2 separate regions of the Homo sapiens genome follow, and region 2 is linked to region 1. Evidence: chromatin contacts called from ENCODE Hi-C or POLR2A ChIA-PET data. All regions are on one chromosome and are shown on one strand. Each heading gives the region's core, a stretch centred on a gene start or an enhancer-like site at or near the end of the contact. The rest is flanking DNA. Distances are from core to core; before and after follow the strand shown.

Region 1 (6,826 bases), core at 2,448-4,947:
TATGGAAGGATCTGAGGGCTAGGGCTGAAAGGTGTATGCAGAAACTGCTCTTCCAGGACAGAGAAGGCAAACACAGCTGTGGGGGATTGAGCTGATCCCTGAAGTCAGCACCCAGGTTGGGGGAAGAAAGGGAAGAGCTCCTCCTCCCCCGAGAAGGTTGGCACGTGGTCCACCCAGCTCTAGATGTGGACCTGGGGGTGTCTTTGCCCTCAATTTCCAGGAAGGAGAAACCCCACACATGCCTGGATTTCTGGTGCAGGATGCATTACCAAGTGGGGCCACCCAGAAGTCCCCCTTGGTGTCTGACTGCCTTCCCTTCTGCTGCCTGACCTGCAGAGGTGCCATTCCGAGGGGCAGGCAAGGACAGGGAGTGTAGCAGCAAGGCCCCCGCTGCCGTCCTCCATCCTCCCCTGTTCTGCCACACATCCCCCAACTCAGCTGCTGTGGCCACGATGGCAGGGATCCTGAGGAAGGGCTTGGCATCTTGGAGCTCACTCTGCTACATCATGCACAGTGAGCATAACACCAACAGAGCTGGGTCTTGAGCCAGGCAGGAACGGTGCCCGGGGTGCCTGATTAAGGGACAATGTCTGCTGAGAAGGCAGGCCTGGGTGGACTCGATGGCAGAGGTCCCCAGTTCTACCTCACCTGGATGCATACAGTCATTCTGCAAAGGTTAAAAAGTCTTTTCCCAGCCCCAGACCGAGCCCTCACCCTGGTCCCCAAGAGCATTCTCTCCACCATCTCTCCCTCCTCCCTTCTCTCCTCCTCAACAGCCCCTGGTCTCCAAATTCCTGGTGAAAGGACTCTTCCTTCGCCCCATGGAGAGTTCCCTGCACACTCTGAGCCTCACAGTCGAGATCAAACAAGCCCCATGGCCACTACCAAGCATGAGGTCCAACCACTTCCCCAGGCATCTCTCTCCCAGCCTTCACTGGGGATCGGGTGTTTGGTGGACTGGCTGAGGCCAGCTCAGGGTAGGCTGTGGCCCCCAGCCCTTTCCAGGGGCAGAGCAGCACAGTGGCCGTGGCCCCTGACTATGATTTAATTTGCTTCTCACAGACCACACAGGGGTCTCTCAAGATGCCGCCCAGGATTCTACATGGGAAAGACCCTGAGATGCTTCTGCAAGCCTTGGCTGCTCTGACCTGGGGTTCCAACTCCCGGCCCCCCTTGCCAGGCCAAAGAGAGGTATAAGAGGCAAGTCAGCGGCCACAGCCGGGCTCTGGATGAAGGAAGAGTCGGCCCCACGGCAGAATCCTCACACTCATGCAGGGGGAGCTGGCTCCAGGGCTCCGCCTTGCCTGCCACTCACCTTTGCACTGTAGCTCCTCACAGGGCAGGGGAGCCCGTCACCTACCAGAGAGACCGCTCCTCACCATCTCTAATGTGGGCACCTCTTGGGAGTCCTTTCATACTAGCAGCCTTGAGAGGACAATGTGCACCCCGAAGAATAGGCAGGCTGATGGACAGACAGAGACATTCTCAGAGCCCCGACCCTCCTGCCACCTCCTCCAGGAAGCCTCCCTTCATGGGGAACTGCCCCCTGTGATCCAGGGTCCCTTGGCCCTCAAGGCTTCCAGAGGAGCTGCTGCCATGCCACTTGCTCCCCCTGTGGCTGGGGAGGCAGCTGGCCCTGCATCCAGTCACCAATCACTTTCCCCTTCACAGGACCCTAGTGAGGCCCCCTCATACCCACCCACTCCCAGGGAGTTCAGTGGGTCATAGGAGTTCACGCAAGGGTCCTAGTCCTCTGGGCCTGCTGCGCTCCCAGCCTCCACTGCAAGCTGCACCCCAGCCCCGGGCAGGCAGGGCCCCAGCCCACATGCTGCTCTGCCAGGAAAACACCAGCCTCTGCTATTCTGGGGCTGACACCTTCAGGAGCATCCAAGCTCTACCATGCTCCCTGGGTCCTCTGAAAAGTCCTTCTGATCCTCCCAGGACCCCATCACAAGCCAGCGTGCACCCCCACAGGACCCAGATGCCGGCCTTCCTCTCCTGCCAGGGCCTGGCCCCAGCTCTTCCTCCTTGGCAGCTCACTCATAGCGGTCTGTGTCTACCCAGGGCCCTATGCTCTGCCCTTGGTCAAACTCCCCCATACCCTGAATGGCCTCGAGTCTCAGCAGGGACTAACCCTGCTATACACATGTGCATGTGTGTCTATCTGGTCTTTGCCATGGGTCCTAAGGGCCCCCAAGGGCAGGGCCAGTATCTCCACCATTTGACTGTGGGCTCGGTAAAGGCTCTGTCTTCCCCATCAGAATACACGTTTGCCAATGGCAATGGCCATGCTTTCCCTACCAACATCTGAGCTCTCCAAGTGCAGGGGCTGTATCTCCCCATCAGACCTGAGGCTCTCTGAGAGCACAGATGGGGTCTCCTACATAGGCCTGGGGGCTCACAAGGGGCAAAGGCAATGTGTGCCCCATCAGTGTGCATTCTAAGGGCAGCCATGCCTTTTTCTCCAATCTAAGGGCTCCCCGAAGGACAGCAGATGCTCTCACATCAGACCTGGGGCTCTGCAGAGGCAGAGGCCGTGGCTCCCTCATCAGACTAGTGGTTCCTAATAGAGCAGGCCCACCTACGTAATTCATAGGGCCAAGTACAAAATACAAATGTGCCTTTTTCCAAAATTATTGGGAAAGTCAAGGTGGTGATAGTAGGGCATTAAGCCAAGCGTGGGGCCCTTCTGAGCGTGGAGCCCTGTGTGACTGCATAAGTCACATGCCCGTAGAGCTGGCCCTGTATGGAAGGGACTGTGCCTCCCCTGTAAGATGAGGCGGCAGGTGAGGAACTCAGAGGCCAGGCGGGCACAAAGCCAAAGGGAATGGGAAGAGGCCTGGAGGTGAGCAGGGCAGGCCCCAGGCCCCGAGGAGGGACACACAGGGTCACTTCCCCAAACAATAGGGCATTCATGAGCAGCCTGGCTCCACAGCAGGGCCCTGACGCCAGGCCCCGACGCCAAGCTCAGCCCTGTAATTCATGCTCCAGTCCCTGAGCCGAGCACTGGCAGGGGCTCAAGTAGGAGAAAGTTGATGCTGCGGAGGTGGCCGCAGTGGAAACATCTATTTTTACCCTGGCAGACCGGGAGACAGGTCAGCGGTGGCTTTGAGTGAATCCCAGTGCAGCCACCCAGGGCCTAGTCCCAGCCTAGGGACAGCCCAGACCAGCGGAGGGCCACCCAGGCAGCCCCCATGCAGCACCAGGTCAGGCGGGCCTCAGACCAAGGAGCGAGTCAGAGCATCCCCGGAAGGGGCCCCACCAGGGCCGTCACATTTCTCCCCGGCTCTGCCCCTGACACTCACTTCTGTCCCTGCCTTGTGAACAATGTCAGCTCAGAACAGAAGTGGAGATTCCTGAAGCCCTTCCCCAGCCATTCCTGGTCAAGCCCCACCTCCCCCTCCCCCGCCTCCCCCCACCGCCTCCCCCGGGGTTCCTGGGGATGCCCTGGGCCATCAGAGTCTGAGAATGGAGAAAGCAGAGGGAGGCGTACAGGGTCTCATCTCGCCTGCCCTGAGGTGGGGAGATCTGCTCAGTGACCCTTATCCGGGAGAGGTCGTTGCTGAAGCCAGTGAATGAACACTGATGGGTGACTTTCAGACTCTGCACCAGCCTGGCTGGCACACCGGTTAGGTGGCTCCTACCTGGCTCCCGGGTGAGGCCAGCTTTTCCTCAGTTCTTACCTCCAGCAGCCAGCACTTGAGGCCCCCACCTGTCCCCCCTGCAGGTGGAACACTGTGTGCTGAGGTGTTTACGTTACATAAACCCAACCACGCTCGTCAGGAAATTTGTAGCTCCCCTGAGGAATGAAAACTCAATGCCTTCTTGCACAGGGCCAGGCAGGGATCCTAGCCACAAGCCCCGGGTCCACCTCTGGCTCCTGGATTCCTCTGGTCTGCTGCCAGAGGGAGTAGCATGGGGCGGGTTGGGGAGGGCAGGAATGTCCCCAGCCCACTCACCTCTCTCTGCTCTGGTGGGCAGACAACCAGCCCCTCTGGCAGCCAGCTAAGACTGAAGCAGAGGAGGACCTGGGTCCCCTGCCCTGGGGTTCACCTCCAACCTGGAGATCTGTTGGAGAAGCCACCTGCCTTTGAGTGGCAGTTTAGCATCCCCACTCTGGGAAGCTCTCTCCGCGTTTAAGGACAGTCTGCAGTCCTCATAATCTCCAGTGTTGCCACCCAAGTCTTCTGGGCCCACTCCTCAGCCACCCATCCTGATCCATCGCCTCCTTGACATACTACAAACACTCCTATCCAGTTCTAAGCATGTATTAGCTAGTGTACTCTCAGGTCCAATTTGCCCTCCTTCCTCCCTGTCCAAGTCCCCTTCCTTTGGGGCTGAGGAATGAACAATTGCCCTCCCCAGATGAGAAGGTTGGGGTCAGAGATCCTTGGGGCAGGAGCTACCCTGGAGGATCGGGCAGGGATGGAGAGCCAAGAACCGTCCATCCACATATGGCTGTGAAGTCGTGTCCAACACAGCCCTGGGTTGGGAGGGTGACACCTACATCATTGTCCTTCAAGACGGGGCCCTTAGAGGTGTGCGGTGCTCTGCCAACTTCTGAGGAATAACAGAGGATCTGGGCTCCCCAGGGGCATCACTCACTTTTTATAGGTCTTCTGAGCAGCCCTGAGGCCATCCCCTAACGAGTCCTGCCTGTTCTATGGGGCCTCCCAGATTAGGGTCTCGCTCATAAACCACAGAGGTCTGAGCTTCTATGGGAGGAAAGAAGGGCCATGCCCCAGCCCCAGCTGGGGGAGGAGGGAGGAAAGGGGGCTGCAGACAAATGGTTTTTACACTTTGAGTTAATGAGGGTCAGGCAGGGGCACCCACTGGCAGGAGGGAATAAATGAGAGAAAAATTGATGGGGGGGATGGAGGAGAAGGAGGGGTGAGGGCTTTGAATGAGGGAGGTGAGAGGAACGCCTAGTCATAAAAATCTCTTACAGACGCACACTCACACAAAGACATACATCAGCCCGTGCAAGCTTCCTGAGCCCCGCTGTGTGCCCAGCCTGGGGCTGGAGGCTGTGAAGCGGTGACCTCCGAACGCACTGATAGCAAACCTCCACTGGTGAAAAGTCTGAGCATGCACTCCCCTAGATGCTGATTTATCTCCCCACACGGTCTATCCATGGACAACAATGAGGACTTCAAGGCAGGTTCTAGGTCTAGGATGAGGGCCACTGCTGCAGGTGACCCATGCAAGGCCTCTGGGTCATCAGCAGTGTCACTGACTTCTTGGCAGATCTGATTATGTCCTTGTTGTTTTTCAAGCTGGAGTGCAATGGTGCGATCTCAGCTCACTGCAACCTCTGCCTCCCGGGTTCAAGTGATTCTCTTGCCTCAGCCTCCTGAGTAGCTGGGATTACAGGCGTCCACCACCACACCTGGCTAATTTTTGTATTTTTAGTAGAGATGGGGTTTCACCATATTGGCCAGGCTGGTCTTGAACTCCTGACCTCAGGTGATCCGCCCACCTCGGCCTCCCAAAGTGCTGGGATTACAGGCATGAGCCACCGCACCTGGCATGTTTTTTACTGCCTAATGCAGCTTCTCTGGGGAGCTCCTGCATGCGGTGGATGCATGGGTTAGCTGTGCCCTCGTTTCTACTTCACATGGTTAGCTTATCTCCCATCCACCATTGTCACCTGTTTGTACGCTTAGCTTAATTTCAATCAGAGTAGTTCCATGGCAGGAATTATTTTAAGCTGTGTGTCCATTTCTGTGAGGGTTACTTTAGTTAAATCCACAATGTGTAATCTCTAAATCCCCTTAACTAACCAGGTTCACACCAAAAGCTAAGACACAAAAAGCCATACACCAAAAGCTGAAAAACAAGGGTGGCGCTACCACTGCCTTCCCTTAGGACTCCTATGCACTTAGCATAGAATACATGACCATAAGTCACATGGCATAAGTGGCGTCCAAGGTCTAGCCAAACATCATATATTAAGAAAGAGTAACAGATTGGATTTGTGAATGTTTTCTTCCCATACCCCAGTGAAGTGTTGTCCACCTCCCAGGGAGAGGTTTAGAGACAATCCCTGGGGAGGCACAGAGATGAAGATGCTTTACATCCCCTTAAATATTTAGTCAAAGGTGGGATAAGAAAATGTAAAAGAAGATTTTAAAGCTGAGCATCTACCAGGTGCCACATTCCACATTCCTGGCATCTGAACCTCATAGGAACTGAAGGAGCTCTGATGACCTGACCGCGTTTGACTAGGGGGAGCAGGGACAGAAATGCCCCAGGCCTCACAGATGGCGGGGAGAGAAGCCAGAGAGCTGGAGTCAAGTGCAGGCTGGCCCGAATTATTCCTGTTAATGTAAGCAGCAGGGGGTAAAGGCCCTGAGGAGATACAACCATGAAAGCAGGAGCTCCAAGCCCGCCCTGATGGAGAAATCAGAGGCAGCCTCATGAAGAAGGCAAAGGAGGTTTTTCACCCTTGGTGACACCCAGACAGCCCCTCTCATCCACGCTACATCTACACATCCCTGGGGGCCTCACCTCATATCCCCCACCCGCATCCCCATCCCCAGCTTTCCCGTAATGCCTTCTGCAGAGGAGGCAGGTGATCCTCACCACCCCACCCCTCCTGACCGGTGACCTCATTCCTCCCACTATCCCCCACCCCAGCCTACTATGGGCAGGGGTCGTGGAGGTGCCCTGAGGCAGGCGGAAGGCCAGAGTGTCCTTCCTCTATGGCGGCACTGCTTGTAGGGAAGACACCACTTTCCCGGTTTAATCCTATCTCCTCAGTCTTTCTAGTGATTCACCTTTTGCCTAGGGGTGTCTGAGACACTTAAAAGATCCCTGCCTTAGA
Region 2 (6,826 bases), core at 414-2,913, 2.1 Mb before region 1:
CCCTGTACCATAATTAGGTGGTATAAGGAGTAGAACCACAGTGGACCAACCAAAGGTTCAGTTCAAGTTAATCAAATCCTTTGCCATTAGGGGGCTCCGCCCACAGCACTGTAAAAGTGGGAACAGCATCTTTTATTTTCTATTATTTCTCCTTCCAGATACCCACATACCTCCACCCCAGTACCTGGCAGAGTGCACTCAGTGAACTTTCTTGAGGATTGTTAACTAACTTCAAGGTTGACCATTTTTACTTAATCTGAGAGTAACTGACATTTTCTGTGGTATCCTTTTTCATATTTGAGCACAAGGTGAGTTAGGGGAACTGGTCTGGGAATTAATGCTCATAATTGTAACTCTGCTCACTAAACCACTATAGTCAATCTATAAAATCATTCATTCATCATTATCATGGCAAGAGACTTAAATCTTGAAAACAACCATTTACTCATCTTCATAGACTAAACACTGAATAACAAAAAGGCACGATGGTAACTTGCATTGCAAAAACCCCTGGTGTCCCAAAACTCCAGTAATTCTAGTCTTTCTAGATATAGTTGCTGTTAGAATCAGATTCCAAATTCCAACCAGATATCACCACTATCATCTCCAAAATAAAACTGGGCATTTGACACACATTGCATTACAGCAAACCCTAATCAGTATGCTCTAGAATACACAAACTACAGTAGAATAAATCTTGGAATTCAAGGCCCTGTGGCAACTGGCCCTCCCCAACAGAGATCTTTTGCTTCAGTCAGGATTCCAATCCGCCCAGGCATCCTCACATTTCAGTTTCATTTATCTATCCAGTTTTTCTTTTCTACTACAACTCTTCCCTCAGGGGTAGTCTTCTCTCAGCCAATTCCATCTTTAGGTCTCTTCAATATTCGGGTCACAATTCCTCCACAAACCTTCCCCTCTAAAACACCCTCACTAATAGCACAAAAGCCGTGAGGACTACTAGGGATGCAGAGATAGTCCATCTCTCACGAGGCCTCCTTAGGGACTCAGAAAGCCGCAAGCATATCTAAAACCTCCCCAAGTAATTAGTAAACCTAGTCCACGGCCCATGAAAGTTAACTGAAACAGAGGATGCTTGTTGCATCTCAGTACCTCTTGGGAGAGGTTCTTGTGGGTTAAGAAAGGAACCACCTCCCAAGGCCAGGAAGCGGCGCCGGTTACCACCTGGTTGAGCAATTCCAAAAAGGGGATGCAGCATCTGCAAATGAGGGGGAAAGGCGGCGTAAAGGACCGAGGGGGAAATACGAGGAGGAGAAAGGAAGTAGCAGGAATGAGCGGAGGGGGCGTATACAGTAGGGAGGGCTCTATCGACAACTGCTTGAGGAACCCTTCTTGAAGGCACTCAAGACGAACTTGCCAACCCCAGGCACAATCATCCAGGGTTTTCGGGATCTTTCAAATGCAGTAGGCGGGGAACCGCTGGGCCTGGCTGGTCAGGCGCCAGCCCGCGGAGACAGAAGCCGTCGGGTGCCTCGAGCGAGGCAGGCCGGGCAGGGGACTCGGGGAGAGTAGGCTGCAGGCCCCACACTCACGGCGGCCGATCCCCTTCAAAGTCCAACCACGCTCGGAGGCCCTGCCCCACCACGTTCCCGGGACCCTTCCCCACCTTTCCCCGCGGATGACACCCGGAGGTTCCGGAAACGTCACATCCGGCGCCCGCTCCGCCCACTCCCGTTCGTCTGTCTATTACATTCCCAGTGATTTAGGACTTGGAACGGAGAGCTAGTAGGTGGGGCTAGAATCGGCACCTGCGGAAAATCCGACCAATGAGGAGCGAACGACACAGCGGCCATCTTGGTAAAGGAAAAGGAACAAGGAAGAAAGTGGAACCAATTAGCAAGCTAAGGTTTGCTTTTAAAATTATTTTGATTTGGGGTAGTCCCTCATCACACTCACAATACTCCTGCATTTAAGGAGGGATTGCTGATCCCAGCACAACTGCAGACTTAGCTAAACTAACCAGGATTTATAAATTGGGGGACAGAAAGTCTTTCGAATGTATTTTTTAGCTTGTATTACATTCTACACAAAAATTGGTAGTCTTAGATATTAGGCAATATCTAAGACTAATTTTATTGCTTAGAAAAGAACATAAGTCTAACTTTTTTTTTTTTTAAGACAGGGTCTTGCGGTGTCACCCAGGCTGTCACAGGAGTGCAGTGGTGTGATCATAGCTCACTGTGGTCTCCAACTTCAGGGCTCAAGCGATCTTCTTGCCTCTGCCTCCCAAAGTACTGGGATTACTGGCGTGTGCCACCGCACCCAGATGAGACTAACGTTTTAATGTCAAAAAACCTATAAAATATTTGGAAAAAAAGCGTTTAATCTCTAAGAGCCGCTATGCAAAAGCAGTGGAGACACAAAAATCTGTATGACACTGTTCCTGCCCTGAGACCGGGACAAGGTGGTTTTATGCATCAAATACAGAATGGCACGTTCTGCATGTAGATGTGTGTCTGTACGAATCCATATACATCCTCTTTACAAAAAGGTCCTACAAGCTTGCTAATCATTCTGTCTCAGAAGACTTTGTGAAACATTAGGCTTTGGTTTAAAAGTCTAAGTCTCTGGGGGACACTTTCCCAAAATTTGGGAGCCTCCCTGTGAGTTTGTTAGTGTGATGGCATGACCTATTCTTCAAGGTCTAGCTTAAATCCCTAATTCAGGTGTTGCCTCCTCCACCTAGCCAGCCTCCAGATCTCTCATTTCTCCCAACCTCCGTTGTGTATATTTCTGTTGGAGTTACCTGAAGTGATTTTGTGTAGTCATCAACTTTTCAGACTTAGGGTTGAAAGTACTTGCTTGCATCATATCACCTCCCCTTCTGCCCCCAGCAAGCATTAATGTGCATGGGTCTACTATCAACTCTCATGGATCTACTGCAGATAAATCTGGGAAGATAATTGTATAGGGCACTCTACTGTGTCTTCAAAACTCTCTCTACTGACTCTCTTCAGAATGTAAACATGATGGGTTGGGCCTAAAGAAATTGATGCACTGGAGATGCTGGTCATTGGGTGGGCATTATAGTGCAGATGGGGTCCTGGCAGGAGGCAACACAGGTCAAAATCTGATCCATTCAACCTCTCACTCAGTAAATGTTTACTGAGTGTCTACTATGTGCCAGGTTCTGTTCTAGGTGTTAGGGATACATCAGCAAACAAACCCAGCAGGTGGATACTCTAATGGTGGAAGCACAGGTAGAAGTACAGCTGGTGGGGTAGGGAGGGGCATCTGCTCCCATTCAGCACAATCTCTAAAGTAGTTCTTTTTTTTATAATGTTTAGCTTAACAAGTAAAGAAAATTTACAAACATCCTAGATTTTAAGATTATGATGAGAAGACTTTAAGAAGCTATAACTGAGACACACATATAAGGGGTGTGCATAGTCGTAAACATAGCTAGCGCCACATAGAGGCTGTTCCTGATATTAGAAAGTTAATATGCCCAGTTGCTAGCAGTTCTTAAGGTAATAGCTAAGTGAATATAGGAAGCAGGATCTAGTCTTTTTAGGGAGAGAATTTGTAAATGTTGACCAGAGTTTTTGATATCTGGGGCAAAGTTCAATACTCAGCTTTCTAGGGACCTGAAATAAGAAAATCTTGGCCAAGGTAAAAATTTTACATTCCTCATTTCTTGTTTAACTGGAAAAGTTTAAAAACTAAACAATTTTGTATACACAATCAGGAAATCAAAGCTATAAAAGATTCTTGGCATAACTGATGAGAATATCCTACCTACCCCTGCCCTAAAGATTGGAGGCTAAGCGTGGAAGGTATTCCTTCAGCAAATAGGCTTCAGCAGTTCACCTGGCAGACTAGACCAGGTTAGGAATTGAGATGCTCTTTCCTTCCGGTGCTCACTCCCAGCCATGAACACTTTTCCTGAATATAGCAGCCTCCATCTGGCCGCTTGCATATGCCAACGTCAGGTCTCCTGCACTCCTGCATGCTCATTCCTACTTGCTCATTTTTGGGCAGCAGCAAAAGATGCCTAGAAGGTGAAGTTCTTAATCTGAAATGTAACATCGGGGTTTAGAAAACACAGGCCTGGACCAGGTGCGCTGGCTCACGCCTGTAATCCCAGCACTTTGGAAGGCTGAGACAGGAGGATCGCTTGAGCCCAGGAGTTCGAGGATATAGTGAGCTATGATTACACCACTGCTCTCCAGCCTGGGCAACAGAGTGAGACCTCTAAAAAAACAAAACAAAACAAAACAAACAAAAAACCCAGGAGGATCACTTGAGCCCAGGAGTTTAAGGCTGTGGTGTGCTATGATCTCACCTGTGAATAGCCACTGCATTCCAGCCTGGGCAACATAGTGAGACTCCTATTGCTAAAAAGCAAAAAGAAGAAAAGGAAAAATACAGACCCAGCGGAGTTCGGGGGTCAGGGAGGGTAAAAACAAGGAAGACTCTAGGTGTATTTCACTTGCAAGGTTGGTACTCTTGTGTTAAGTGACATACCTAGAGGGACAATTGCATTAGTACAGGAAGGGCGTTCATTCTTACCTACTACAATGCATTCTTACAACAGCAGCTAATTTTTTTTTTTTTTGAGATGAAGTCTTGCTCTGTCACCCAGGCTGGAGTGCAGTGGCACAATCTCGGCTGCAACCTCCACCTCCCAGGTTCAAGCAATTCTCCCTGCCTCAACCTCCTGAGTAGCTGGGATTATAGGTGCTCGCCACCAAACTTGGCTAATTTTTGTATTTTTTAGTAGAGACAGGGTTTTGCCATGTTGGCCACGCTGGTCTTGAACTCCTGACCTCAAGTGATCCACCCACCTCAGCCTCCCAAAGTGCTGGGATTACAGGTGTGAGCCATCACGCCTGGCCACTAATGATCTTTTTAAAGCAAAAATCAGATTCCATCACTCCTCGGCTTAAAACTCTTCAGTGAATTCCCATGGCACTTGGAATAAACATCCACACTCCTTACTGGGGATTACAGAGTGACTCGGCCCCTGTTGCCTTTCTGACTTCATCTCCCAATCTCCTTGCTTAATACTCTCCACCGACACCATCCAAACATCTGCTTTTCCACTCAAGACCTTTGCATAGCTGACTCCTTTTCCTGGGATGCTTTTACCCTCATCTTCACTTGGCTGGCTCTGCCTCATCATTCATTTCTCAGTTTACATGTTACCTCCTCAAGGAGAACTTCTCTGACCACCCATTCTAAGGAGCCACCCAGTCATCCTTCATTAGTTGGTCTTATTTTAATTGTCTTGATAATCCTTACCACTGTCTGATATGATTTGGGTTGCTTATTGTCTTTCATTCCCCACTAGAATATAATTTCCAGAAAGTTAAGATCCTTTTCTGCCTTGCTCACAGCTCTATCCCCACTGCCTAGAATGGCTTGCGAAACCAGATGTGACACTCAATGAACATTGTTGAATGTTCAAATGTTGTTGAGATAAATATTGTCTCACTGTCCCCAAAATGATTTACAGGAATGTAATTAGCCAATTATGCTGATTACTGAGATGAACAATGAAAAACAATGACCGTTATGCTTTTGGGACCCACTCTTCTCTGCAAGGCACTTAGAGCTAGAAGCAGAAAGCCTAAAGGCTAGATGCCTTTATTAATTGAGCAAGTGTTTATTGAATATCTTTCAAGCTCATGGGTCTGTGTCTGGCATGGGTCTACCACAGTGAAAAAGAAAAACTGGGCGGGGCATGGTGGCTCATGCCTATAATCCCAGCACTTTGGGAGGCTGAGGTGGGCAGATCACAAGGTCAGGAGATCAAGACCACCCTGGCTAACATAGTGAAAACCTGTCTCTACTAAAAATACAAAATTAGCTGGGCGTGGTAGTGGGTACCTCTAGTCCCAGCTGCTCAGGAGGCTGAGGCAGGAGAATCACTTGAACCCAGGAGGCAGAGGTTGCAGTGAGCTGAGATCGTGCCATTGCATTCCAGCCTGGGCGACAAAGTGAGACTCCATCTCAAAAAAAAAAGAAAAGAAAAGAAAAGAAAAAAGAAAAACTGAGTTCCAGTTGTTTTAAGTCTTCCGTGGATGAAGGTTTAGAGCCATTAGAAGGAAAAAATTCTTTAAAAGATGAGCAATATTCTCAAGGGGAGGCTAGGTGAGCTCCATGCATTGAGACACTAAAACAGCCTATCTTGAACATTGCTTGGGAATGGAGGGGCTATGAAAGCAGAAATGGAGTGTGTACTAAAAACAAATTGTTCACATTGTTAAAATTTTTGCTATGAGTCCATTGGGAATATAAAATGACAAATAGGTTTGAAAAGTACTTGGGAAGAAAAAGATATAGAATGAGCTGATTCAAATAAAGGGAAATGTAGCAAATGCACTGGGATCTTTTAAGTTTGTGCATTATGAATGCATGCATATATGTTCCTTTTCAGCTGGAGTTGGAATTACCCAGTGAAGTTGTTCTTAAGAAGGCTACTGTAAAACCAGTAACATGAAGGTGAATCTGTGGTTTGGAGCTCCCCCTACAGTTTGTTTGAAGACTGGTCTCTCTCATCTCCAAGAAAAATGACCACTTTGGAAAATGAGTTCTTACGCATGCTTGGAAATATTTTTAATGTGTATATATTGTTTAAATTTATGTTTAAATGTGTACATGAGGAATCCGTTTTATGTTAGACATATTTTTTTCGTTTGTTACCTGCTTGCTAGCTGTGGACTGTATAATTTATTTTCCAATAAGTCAAAGTCTTTGTTTTAGGTCAGAGTGCCATTTTCAAGGTTGCGAATTTCAACAAGAGTTAAATGACACGTGAAACTTTATGGCTATTTGAGAATTGGACATTTTGAATGAGAGA

What was found. A loop is a pair of places that touch in the nucleus more often than their neighbours do. ChIA-PET counts read pairs that join two places held with the same protein, here RNA polymerase II (POLR2A).
Region 2: a loop to region 1 is called in a map of vagina, with 12 times the contacts of the local background. The contact joins the promoter of STAMBP here to the enhancer-like site in region 1. A Hi-C loop is called at or near these places in 1 of 168 maps with a recorded cell type or tissue (vagina). POLR2A ChIA-PET finds 5 or more read pairs at or near these places in 1 of 52 experiments (activated naive CD4-positive, alpha-beta T cell).

What each region holds. Positions count from the first base shown.
Region 1 is chr2:71,697,267-71,704,092 of GRCh38, reverse strand. The region is part of intron 1 of LOC124907827 (a long non-coding RNA gene); the gene reads right to left. Among named protein-coding and RNA genes, the nearest start is that of DYSF, 230 kb to the right of the region's middle. Within about 2 kb of position 3,697, at least 13 of the 41 ENCODE cell types and tissues checked have a DNase peak (open chromatin) inside an H3K27ac peak, as active enhancers do.
Region 2 is chr2:73,823,798-73,830,623 of GRCh38, reverse strand. It overlaps STAMBP (STAM binding protein), which reads right to left and starts at 1,663. Exons shown (of 10, transcript NM_213622.4): 1 at 1,114-1,663. It overlaps LOC105374807 (a long non-coding RNA gene), which reads left to right and starts at 226. Exons shown (of 3, transcript XR_940246.3): 1 at 226-308; 2 at 1,720-1,867; 3 at 6,404-6,826. RefSeq lists an enhancer at 1-166 and a silencer at 1,674-1,892.